Linked DNA regions of Homo sapiens: region 2 is linked to region 1. A link is an interaction called in ENCODE POLR2A ChIA-PET data of the cell type or tissue named here. Cell type or tissue: CD4-positive, alpha-beta T cell. All regions are shown on one strand. Links, peaks and the distances in the headings refer to the core of each region. The heading gives the core; the rest is flanking DNA.

Region 1 (5,348 bases), core at 1-5,000:
GGTGCTCCTGAGTGCTGGGTGCCGGGCGGACGCCATCAACAGCACCCAGAGCACAGCACTGCACGTGGCCGTGCAGAGGGGCTTCCTGGAGGTGGTGCGGGCCCTGTGTGAGCGCGGCTGTGACGTCAACCTGCCCGTGAGTGCTGCTCCCTGGCCTGGGTGCCCCCTGCCCGTGAGTGCTTGTCCCTGGCCTGGGTTCCCTCTGCCCATGTGTGCTGCTCCCTGGCCTGGGTGCCCCCTGCCCGTGAGTGCTGCTCCCTGGGTGCCCTGGCTCTTGACCCAAGCAGAAGTCACCCCCAGGTGACCACTGACTCCGCCCCAGCAGGACGCCCACTCGGACACGCCCCTGCACTCCGCCATCTCGGCGGGCACTGGAGCCAGCGGCATTGTCGAGGTCCTCACGGAGGTGCCAAACATCGATGTTACCGCCACCAACAGCCAGGGTTTCACCCTGCTGCACCATGCCTCCCTCAAGGGTCACGCGCTGTGAGTGTGGGGTGGGCACACAGCTGCAGCCGGCCTCTTGCTGTGCTGCCTGGGGGCAGTCCCAGGTCCCAGACCAACCTCCCTGCTCCACAGAGCTGTGAGAAAGATTCTGGCTCGGGCGCGGCAGCTGGTGGACGCCAAGAAGGAGGACGGCTTCACGGCGCTGCATCTGGCTGCCCTCAACAACCACCGCGAGGTGGCCCAGATCCTCATCCGGGAGGTGCGGACGCGGCCCAGTCCTGCCCAAGGACCGGGGAGCGGGAGGCCCACTGGGGTCCCTGGGCTGAGCCCGTCCCCACCCCTCCCCAGGGCCGCTGTGACGTGAACGTGCGCAACCGGAAGCTGCAGTCCCCGCTGCATCTCGCCGTGCAACAGGCCCACGTGGGGCTGGTGCCGCTACTGGTGGACGCTGGGTGCAGTGTCAACGCCGAGGACGAGGAGGGGGACACAGCCCTGCACGTGGCGCTGCAGCGTCATCAGCTGCTGCCCCTGGTGGCTGATGGGGCCGGGGGGGACCCAGGGCCCTTGCAGCTGCTGTCCAGGGTGAGGAAGTGTGGCGTGGGGTGCTGGAGAGGCTGCGGTGGCGCCGGCAGCAGGCTCTGGGCAGGGCCTGTGCCACTGTCCACCTTCCCCTCCAGTGATGGCCCAGGGAGCCAGGCGTTCTGGGGGTGGAGCAGATGGGAGCCAAGTTCTATGTGATCCTTCAGCCTGCACCCCTAGGCAGCCTGGGAAAGGGGTGGTGCCCATGGGATGGGGAGAGGTGGAGCTTAGGGTCTCAGAGCTCACCTAGCAGGGCGCCCCTCCTGCCTGTCCCACTTGGGTTCCGGAAGAGGTGCCCTTGCCTTGTATTTTAGACATGGGGCGCCGGCTGCTGGGGCTGCCAGGTGCCAGGAGACGCCTCCCTCGGGCCTGCCCCGGCGCCCGCCCTCACCGGCGTCTGTCCTGCCGCCCAGCTACAGGCCTCGGGCCTCCCCGGCAGCGCGGAGCTGACGGTGGGCGCGGCGGTCGCCTGCTTCCTGGCGCTGGAGGGCGCCGACGTGAGCTACACCAACCACCGCGGTCGGAGCCCGCTGGACCTGGCCGCCGAGGGTCGCGTGCTCAAGGCCCTTCAGGGCTGCGCCCAGCGCTTCCGGTGAGTCCGTGGACGGCGGGGATGGGGTCCGGCGGCCTCCGGGCCCCTCTCAAGCCGCCTCCTCCCCCTGCAGGGAGCGGCAGGCGGGCGGGGGCGCGGCCCCGGGCCCCAGGCAAACGCTCGGGACCCCCAACACCGTGACGAACCTGCACGTGGGCGCCGCGCCGGGGCCCGAGGCCGCTGAGTGCCTGGTGTGCTCCGAGCTGGCGCTGCTGGTGCTGTTCTCGCCGTGCCAGCACCGCACCGTGTGTGAGGGTGAGTGGGGGGCCCCGGGGTGGGGAGGCCCGGCTAGTAGGGCCGCAGCCAACCGCGCTCTCCTCTTCGCAGAGTGCGCGCGCAGGATGAAGAAGTGCATCAGGTGCCAGGTGGTCGTCAGCAAGAAACTGCGCCCAGGTGGGTGAGGCTCTGCGCCCCCAACACGCCTCCTGCTCAGCTGGTGGCCCGCGGGTCCCCGTCCCCCACCCCTTCCCTCCCACACTTCCGCCCATGGCCCTTCCCCAGGTTACACCCCGCCCTCCCAAGGCTCACACCCGGCCCCCCAGCCCCCAGCCCCCAGCCCCGCCTGCTCCAGATCACACCCGGCCCACAGCCCCGCCTCAAGGTAACACCCTCCTCCCCCATCACACCCCAGCCCCGCTGGATTTCACGGCCCCTCCCAGATCACACTCCCTCCATAGCCCCACCCCAGATCACAGCCCACCCAGAGCACCGCCCCCCCATCACACCCCGGCCCAGCTCACAGCCCACCTGCAGCCCTGACTCCAGCCCGCACACCACCTTATGCCTGATTTCCACGGCTCACCTCCTGCCCGCACCCGGGCCCCACCTCTGCCTCCAAATCACCCACCCCGCCAGCCCCCCTTGCAGGTCACAACCCGTCCCAGGTGACACCCCGCCCCCAGCCTCGCCCCCCCGCAGCTCCCTGCTCCCCGCATTCCCCCACCCGGCCTCCCAGCTCACACCCGTCCCCCACCCCGCAGACGGCTCTGAGGTGGCGAGCGCCGCCCCCGCCCCCGGCCCGCCGCGCCAGCTGGTGGAGGAGCTGCAGAGCCGCTACCGGCAGATGGAGGAACGCATCACCTGCCCCATCTGCATCGACAGCCACATCCGCCTCGTGTTCCAGTGCGGCCACGGCGCATGCGCCCCCTGCGGCTCCGCGCTCAGCGCCTGCCCCATCTGCCGCCAGCCCATCCGCGACCGCATCCAGATCTTCGTGTGAGCCGCGCCGTCCGCCGCGCCCGAGCTGCCTTCGCGTGCCCCCGCCCTGTGTTTTATAAAAAGAAAGATTCTCGGACGTTGCCTCTGCTGTCTGCCTGGGGGACCGGGCGCCTCTGGGGTCCTCCCCTCGGGACACGCGGGCGAGCCTGGGGGCGAGGGGGGGGGGGCCCTTCCCTGGGTCCGCCCCGCCCGCCCCAGGCTCTCGGGTCCAGACTCCCGCCCGGACTGCGGCCTTCGGGCCAGGACACCCTCCAGGCGCGGGCACGGCCGCCTCCCGCCCCCCAGGCCCGGGTCCGACGGGGCGGGGACTCCTGTGTCTGCCCCCGGGCCCCCCTCGCTCTTCCGTCCTGGGGGCGGCCGCGGGGACTCGCGCTCTGATCCAAGGGGCCCGACACTCCCCAGGGCTGTGGGGTCCCGTCCCAGCAGGGAGTTAGTTGGGGGGCGTCCCAGGCAGGGTCTGGGGGCCGGGCGCACGCAGGCGGGGTGACGAGCTGGGGGGGCGGGGGGCGGTGTCGGAGCAAATACGGCGGCCAGGCCCAGCCTCTCGCGCTTTCCAAGAACCGCCCGCGGCCGCCGCCAGCTGCTTGGCGCTGACCCCGTTGGCCGGGCTGCCGTCACCCTGGGCCCGACGCCGGCGCGGAAAACGGGGAGGGACGAGACAGACACAGGCCGGTCTGGCTCGGAATCTCCTGCTCCTCTGCCCAATCCCCCACCCCCGCCCCGCGGGACGCCGGTGCCCGGTCTCGGTCCCAGCCCAGAGCCGCTCGCGCCTGGACGCCGGCCGCCCCGTCGAACCTTTGGGTCTCCGAGCTCCCCGCCCCCGCCCCCAATCAGGACCGGTCCAGACCTCCAGGCCCGGCGCTTAGCTCCGTTTCCCGTCCCTCCCGTCTCCCTCTCCCCTTTGCTGGGGCCTAGCCGGGGATTTAGGAGCCACACACCCTCCACCTCACGCGCTACCCTCCACGGGGCTTCCCGCAGCCAGGGCCCGCCCCTTCCCGGCTCCCCGGGAGACCCTGGCAAGTTCCCTCCCTCCGCCCCGCAACCTGGCACCCTCCGCGGCCCTTGCCTACCCACGCACCCCCTCCCCGCCTCCCCCTCCACCGCCCCATACTCACTGCCACGTCCCCATCCGGCCATCCCCTCCCAGCTCTCGGGGACACTGTCAGGCGAGCGACGCGTCTCCTGCGGCCCAGCTCAGCTGCCTGGGCCAGGATGGAGACTCCGCTCATGTGGGGCTCAGGGGTTTTTTGAGGATTCCATTTGGGAAAAAAGCCACCAGATCACTCACTGCCCAGCAGTGGGGGCTTGGGGACCCCCACTGCTACCCTTTCCTAAGCGGGAGCCCTGGCGCTGCCCTTCCCGGGCTGCCTGGGGCCCTCTTCGCTCCCCCCTCCGAGGACCCCGCCCAGCAGGCCATGCCCAGGCCTCTGCCCCTGGCCCACGGGACGCGGGTCCCCATGCCCCCGGCTGGAGACAGCAGGCAGCTCGGCCAACGGACGGGCCAGCTGGTTCCCTTCAGGGGCAGCCTTGCCCCCTCTCCCGCCCCGTCTCCCTCCCCCCCACCACACCGGGCTGTAACCCGAGCCGCCGAGCCACTGCCTCCCCTCCGGATCCTCCCCGGAGGCTCTGCGGCCCGGGCCCCCGCGCCTTGCTGCCCCATGCAGCCCTGAGCCCCACAGCAAGTCTGCCATGGGCCGCGGGGCCCGTGTCCCCTCGGAGGCCCCGGGGGCAGGCGTCGAGCGCCGCTGGCTTGGAGCCGCGCTGGTCGCCCTGTGCCTCCTCCCCGCGCTGGTGCTGCTGGCCCGGCTGGGGGCCCCGGCGGTGCCGGCCTGGAGCGCAGCGCAGGTGAGCGGCGGGGGGGAGGCCAGGTGCCGGGTTGGGGGGGTCCTCACGTCTGTGGGTCTGGTCTATCGGGGGGCCCGCAGGACGTGTGCGGGGTGTGCGGGGTGTTTGAGGGTCCGGATGTGCGTCCCGAGGTCGGAGGGTTGGACGCCCCTGTGTCCAGTTGTTGGGAGGGGTGGGAGGCCTCGCCCTGCTGTTCAGCCCCTTCCCCTCCACTGGGCCGCGTTCCCAGGGACGTGCAACAGGGCGCTCAGGTTAGGAGACCCGAAACCACAGGCAGACAGGACCCGCCACGCCCGCTCCCAGCCCTGGGCACCCCCACCCCCGTTTCCTTCCAGTCCATTTTCCGCGGCAGTTTTTGGTCCTGGGGACCGTCACCGATGCCTCCCACGCACGCTTTCTTCCCTGAAGGGAGACGTCGCTGCGCTGGGCCTCTCGGCGGTCCCCCCCACCCGGGTCCCGGGCCCACTGGCCCCCCGCAGACGCCGCTACACGCTGACTCCAGCCAGGCTGCGCTGGGACCACTTCAACCTCACCTACAGGTGCGCCCTGGCTGGGCCCCGGGGGAGGGGGCGCGGCCGGCGCCCGCTGAGCTCACTCTCCCTGCAGGATCCTCTCCTTCCCGCGGAACCTGCTGAGCCCGCGGGAGACGCGGCGGGCCCTAGCTGCC
Region 2 (5,353 bases), core at 282-5,281, 83 kb before region 1:
ACACTCAGGTCTGCTCCCCGGCCCCCGCCACTCTAGACGGGCTGTACTGGTCATGGTGGGGCCCTGCAGGCATCCCCAGACCCTGTGAGAGCTGCTGGAGCCCAGCCCAGCACGCAGCCGCCTCCTCACCTTCCACCACCTGGTCATACACTCTCTCTTCGCAAGTGAGGATCAGATCAAACAGGTCTTTGCAGTTCTGGAATCTTTCTGGCCGGGGCTTGATTCTCTTATTTCTGTCCAGCATATGTAAAATCCCATTCTGTGTATAGCTACACATGGGAGTTAAGGAACGTCAGAGAAAAGGCATCTGTGTATGAAGCCTGGAAGCGCCTGTGTCCTGGACACCCAGCCCCTTCCCTGCCCCACAGCAGAGGCAGCCGGGACGAAGGCCTGGACAGCGGAGTGGGCCATGCCCTGGTGAGGCAGGGGCCTCACTGTCCTAGGAGGTCCCACAGAAAACAAAGTGGGCGATGGCAGGTGCTTGCTCCTCGCTGTCCCCCAACTCGGCAAAAAGACCCAAGGCCCGCAGGACACCCCCCGCCCCCGCCCAGCATGACACCTTCTACCCAGACCTCTCCCCTCACTGCTGGCCCGGCCCAAGCTGCCCTTGGCCTCAGTCACTGTGTCTCCGCAGTCGGATCCTTCTTCCTCCCTCTGCTCCCTGTGCAGTGCATGCTGGCTCTGAAACCTCAGCCCTTCAGCAGAGACAAAGCAAACCCGGAAACCCAGTCCCCAGTCTAGCTCAGCTACAACAGAGTCAAGAACATCGGAAAACCCAAAGAAAGGAAGCTCCAGGCCGGGCGCAGTGGCTTATGCCTGTAATCCCAGCACTTTCGGAGGCCGAGGTGGGCGGATCACGAGGTCAGGAGACCGAGACCATCCTGGCTAACACGGTAAAACCCCGTCTCTACTAAAAATACAAAAATTAGACGGACATAGTGGCACATGCCTGCAATCCCAGCTAATCGGGAGGCTGAGGTTGCAGTGAGCCAAGATCATGCCACTGCACTCCAGCCTGGTCAACAGAGCAAGACTGTCTCAAAAAGAAAAAGAAAAAAAAACAGAAGGTTCAGCAGCAATCAGCCTGGAAAACGCTGATACAAAAACCAAGAGGGCAAGACAGTCGAGGAGGGAGATGCCACAGCCTCACTGACTATGGGATGGTGGAGGGCAGGATGAGGCCTGAAGGCACTTGGCGTCCAGCCCAGCTGAAAGGGGGCCTTGGGGTGAACGCTGACACACACCGGCCCCAGCAGTCCCAGGAAGGGGCCACAGGAGCCTCTGGGGTCCTCAGGGTGGGGCATCCTCCCACCATCCACAGTGGCCATGCCTGGCCTCAGGGGTTCCCAAGGAAGGGGCTCACTTCCCCAAAAAGAGAGACTGGGTTCCCAAAGATGAGCTCTGTGGTCTGCAGGAGCTCATTTGAGCCATTCCAGATGGTCAGGGACAAGTAACCACTTTCAGATAAACAGCCTAGCTGACAGGAATTCTAAGTGAACTCAGCTACCTTCCTGGGTAGCAAAAATAGTTTTTATAATAGTTTTATAATACATTGAAGTGGTTGATCTAACGGCATCTGACCCTGAGCTGCATCCTTGGGTCACTGTCAGCAGCGTGGAAGTCACACACCCACCCCTGACGTGTGTCTCCTCCTGCACATTGGAGTCCCGCCTGTGTCCCCGAGGCCCCTGGAAGCAGCTATGACACCCGGGTCCATCTCTGGGGAACTTAGTCCTTCAGCCGCTGAGAATCAAAGTCTGCGGAAAGAAGAGCTCGAGGCCGGGTGCGGCGGCTCACGCCTGTCATCCCAGCATTCTAGGAGGCCGGGCGTGGCGACTCACACCTGTCATCCCAGCACATCGAGAGGCCGAGGCGGGTGGATCACCTGAGGTCAGGTGTTTGAGACCAGCCTGGCCAAGATGGTGAAACCCCGTCTCTACTAAAAATACAAAAGTTAGCCAGGTGGGGCGGCACACACCTGTAATCTCAGCTACAGCTACTCAGGAGGCTGAGGCACGAGAGTTGCTTCAACCCGGGCGGCGGAGGTTGCAGTGAGCCGAGATCACACCACGGCACTTCGGCCTGGGCGACAGAGTAAAACTCCTTCTGGAAAACAACAACAACAACAAAAAAAAAAAAAAAAAAAAAAAAGGCCGGGCGCGGTGGCTCACACCTGTAATCCCAGCTACTCGGGAGGCTGAGGCAGGAGAAGCTTGAACCTGGGAGGCGGAGCTTGCAGTGAGCTGAGATCGTGACACTGCACTCCAGCCTGGGCAACAAGAGCAAGACACCGTCTCAAAAAGAAAAGAAAAAAAAGAGCTCAAGACGGCCTGACCTTGTTGTGTGCAGCCACATGCAGAGGGGCAGGTGCAGGGACCGGCTCACGGAGAGGAACCGGGGTCAGGGTGCAGGGGTCCAGTGGCAGCTTCATGGTGGGCACAGGGATCACCCTCCCTGCACATCCCTGAGCAAGACACAGCCGGGGGTGAGGCCGTGGGGGCTCCTGGGGATGGGACTGGTGTCACTGGCTGGCAGAGCTCATGGACGTTCAAGGCCAGCTCTTCCCTGAGGCCTGGACAGTTCTAAGTCCTTTCCTCCTTTACGTCATTCTCAACTATTTATGTAGATGAGGCAATAAATTAAGAATCATTCAGTTAAGGAGAAATGTCTACTTCAGGGACAAAGCAGCAGCCTCCTCAGCTACACAAGGATGAGCGAGCAGCCACCCTTCTGGATCTCCTGGCGAGGAGATGCGAGGTGAGGCCCCGCCCAGAGGGCTAGACCTGCAAGCCCCACCAGAGGCTGTGAGGACCTGAGGAGGACCAAAGGGACCACAGACCAAGCCATGAGCTCACAGGGACGCAAGATCCCACCTGAATTCCGGCAGCAAAACCACGGTGCCAGTGAGTGCCACGAGGCAAAGGCTCAGAGCAAGGCGAGAGGACAGGAGCCGCTGGCGGGTGAGGCGGGGCCTTCAATAGACAGGCTCAGGGCCACGGGGAGGCTGAGCAGGTTTCGGGCCTGCGTGCGAGAGCCTGCTCTTCAAGTCATGGGGAAATCCTTTCTGAAGGAAGAACCTAAGTACTGCCGGGCGGGAGGAAGGGGAGAGAGGCGCCATCGGAACAGAAACCTGTCCCATCTTCCGGACACCTGCGCCGCCCAGGTCCTGCAGAAGTCCCACTGACGCAAAGCGTTCGACATTGAACCCACAAAGAAAGAAACCAAAGACTCAGCCCGGGCAAGAAGGCGACACCAGGCGGAGGGCCTGACCCATGCTAGGGCCCCAACTGGGCATGAGGGCCTGAAACGTACCCAGAAAAGTGGGCCAAGAGAGGGCCCAGGGCAGGGCAGGCAAAGAGGATGTGCCATCCATAGAATCGACTGCCCCCATTGGACTCCCAGGGCCTGGACATCCGGCTTTGCACAGTCCCTGCGGCCTCAGGGACCACGTTCAGTAGAGGGCGGCCAACACCCGAAGGCCATGAAACAGAGGCACACAGGAGCCTCAGCTGAAGTTAACACACATCTAAGAAATAAACTCCCAGCTGGGCGCGGTGGCTCACACCTGTAATCCCAGCACTTTGGGAGGCTGAGACAGGCGGATCACAAGGTCAGGAGTTTGAGACCAGCCTGGCCAATATGGTGAAACTCATCTATACCAAATTACAAAAATTAGCCAGGCGTCGTGGCAGGCGCCTTAGTCCCAGCTACTCTGGAGGCTGAGGCAGGAGAATTGCTTGAAGCCAGGAGGCGGAGGCTGCACTGAGCTGAGATCATGCCACTGCACTCTGGCCTCGGTGACAGGAGCAAGACTCTGTCTCAAAAAAAAAAAAAAAAAAAAAACTCCCAAGGATGGGCCAAGAAAATTGTCCAGAGGTGAGATGTGGCAGCCACGGGGTGGGGTGCTGGGGGTGGGTGCAGTGGGCAGGCCCCTCCCCTGCCCTGGCTTCCACATGGACCGCGGTGAGGAAGGTAGCTCCGCTCACCCACTCTGCGTCCTCCCACTCGCCCCCGGAGGCCTTCTGGACTTTGGCGTAAACAGGAGGAGCAGGCCCATCAGACCCTTGAGTGAGATTCCCATGGGTTGAGCACGTGTGGCCAATCCCGAGAGGCCACCGGCCAGCATGAGCCAATGTCCTGGCCCTCCCTGCCCTGTTGGTGTCACTCCCGTCCCACAGTGACGTCTGGAACCCTCCCCCGGTGTGTGGCTGCATGGCCTCCTGAGTCTGGGGATGGGAGAATAAGGCTTGTGCTGGAGGCCTTGGGCTGTGACACATACCTGTGGTCCCAGCTACTCGGGAGGCCGAGGCAGGAGGATGCCTTGAATCCAGGAGGGACCCAGAGAGATCTGGAATATTGTCTCATGCAACAGAAAGTGTCATCAACACAGAATCACGTTAAAATTCTGTGGGGGACTAACCATCAGAGAAACAAACTAAGCTTTCTGTCCACACAGAGCAACAAAGAAACCCTGCCTCTACAAAAAATAAAAAATTACCAGCCTGGGGCCGGGCACGGTGGCTCACGCCTGTAATCCCAGAACTTTGCGAGGCCGAGGCAGGTGGATCACAAGATCAGGAAATCGAGACCATCCTGGCTACCACAGGGAAACCCTGTCTCTACTAAAAACACAAAAAATTAGCCAGGCGTGGTGGCAGGCGCCTGTAGTCCCGGCTACTCAGGAGGCTGAGGCGGGAGAATGGCGTGAACCCGGAGGCGGAGCTTGCAGTGAGCAAGATCGCACCACCGCACTCCAGCCTGGGGGACAGAGCGAGACTCTGTCTCAAAAAAAAAAAAGAAAGAAAAAGAAAAAAAAAGGCTGCAGCCAGGCATGGTGGCTCACACCTATAATCCCACCACTTTGGGAGGCCGAGGCGGATGGCTTATCTGAGGTCAGGAGTTCGAGACCAGCCTGACCAATATGGCAAAACCCTGACTCTACTAAAGTACAAAAATTATGGCTGGGCGCAGTGGCTCACGCCTGTAATCCCAGCACTTTGGGAGGCCGAGGCGGGTGGATCACAAGGTCAGGAGATCGAGACCATCCTGGCTAACATGGTGAAACCCCATCTTTACTAAAAATATAAAAAATTAGCCGGGCATGGTGGCGGGTGCCTGTAATCCCACTGCTCAGGAGGCTGGGGCAGGAGAATAGCTTGAACCCAGGAGGTGGAGGTTGCAGTGAGCCGAGATTGCGCCTCTATACTCCAGCCTGGGTGACAAGAGCGAGACTCTGTCTCAAAAAAAAAAAAAAAAGATGGCAAAACCCCGTCTTCTCTACTAAAAATACAAAAATTAGCCAGGCATGGTGGTGCACACCTGTGATTCCAGCCTCCTCCGGAGGCAGAGGCAC

What was found. Peaks named below come from ENCODE experiments on the same cell type or tissue, not always from the same donor. Only the 100,000 strongest peaks of a DNase experiment are listed, where the experiment ranks them.
Region 2: POLR2A ChIA-PET joins it to region 1 with 6 read pairs; 8 of 35 experiments call an interaction of 5 or more read pairs at or near these places.

What each region holds. Positions count from the first base shown.
Region 1 is chr1:1,627,694-1,633,041 of GRCh38, forward strand. It overlaps MIB2 (MIB E3 ubiquitin protein ligase 2), which reads left to right. Exons shown (of 20, transcript NM_001170687.4): 13 at 1-136; 14 at 326-486; 15 at 580-706; 16 at 796-1,029; 17 at 1,440-1,618; 18 at 1,692-1,873; 19 at 1,946-2,011; 20 at 2,599-2,912. The coding sequence ends at 2,837. MMP23B (matrix metallopeptidase 23B) reads left to right here and starts at 4,480. Exons shown (of 8, transcript NM_006983.2): 1 at 4,480-4,681; 2 at 5,090-5,220; 3 at 5,288-5,348. The coding sequence starts at 4,526. It overlaps LOC124903821 (a long non-coding RNA gene), which reads right to left and starts at 4,093. Exons shown (of 3, transcript XR_007065352.1): 1 at 3,952-4,093; 2 at 1-2,882. RefSeq lists enhancers at 1,014-1,113, 2,523-3,086, 5,187-5,348 and silencers at 2,534-2,783, 2,884-3,033. In CD4-positive, alpha-beta T cell, for the core only: no CTCF peak of the experiment used is centred there; DNase peaks (open chromatin) are centred at 1,348, 2,218, 2,748, 3,848 and 5 weaker places; H3K4me3 peaks cover 2,391 bases; H3K27me3 peaks cover 248 bases.
Region 2 is chr1:1,544,734-1,550,086 of GRCh38, forward strand. It overlaps SSU72 (SSU72 homolog, RNA polymerase II CTD phosphatase), which reads right to left. Exons shown (of 5, transcript NM_014188.3): 3 at 130-269. Among named protein-coding and RNA genes, the nearest start is that of TMEM240, 6.8 kb to the left of the region's middle. In CD4-positive, alpha-beta T cell, for the core only: no CTCF peak of the experiment used is centred there; no DNase peak of the experiment used is centred there.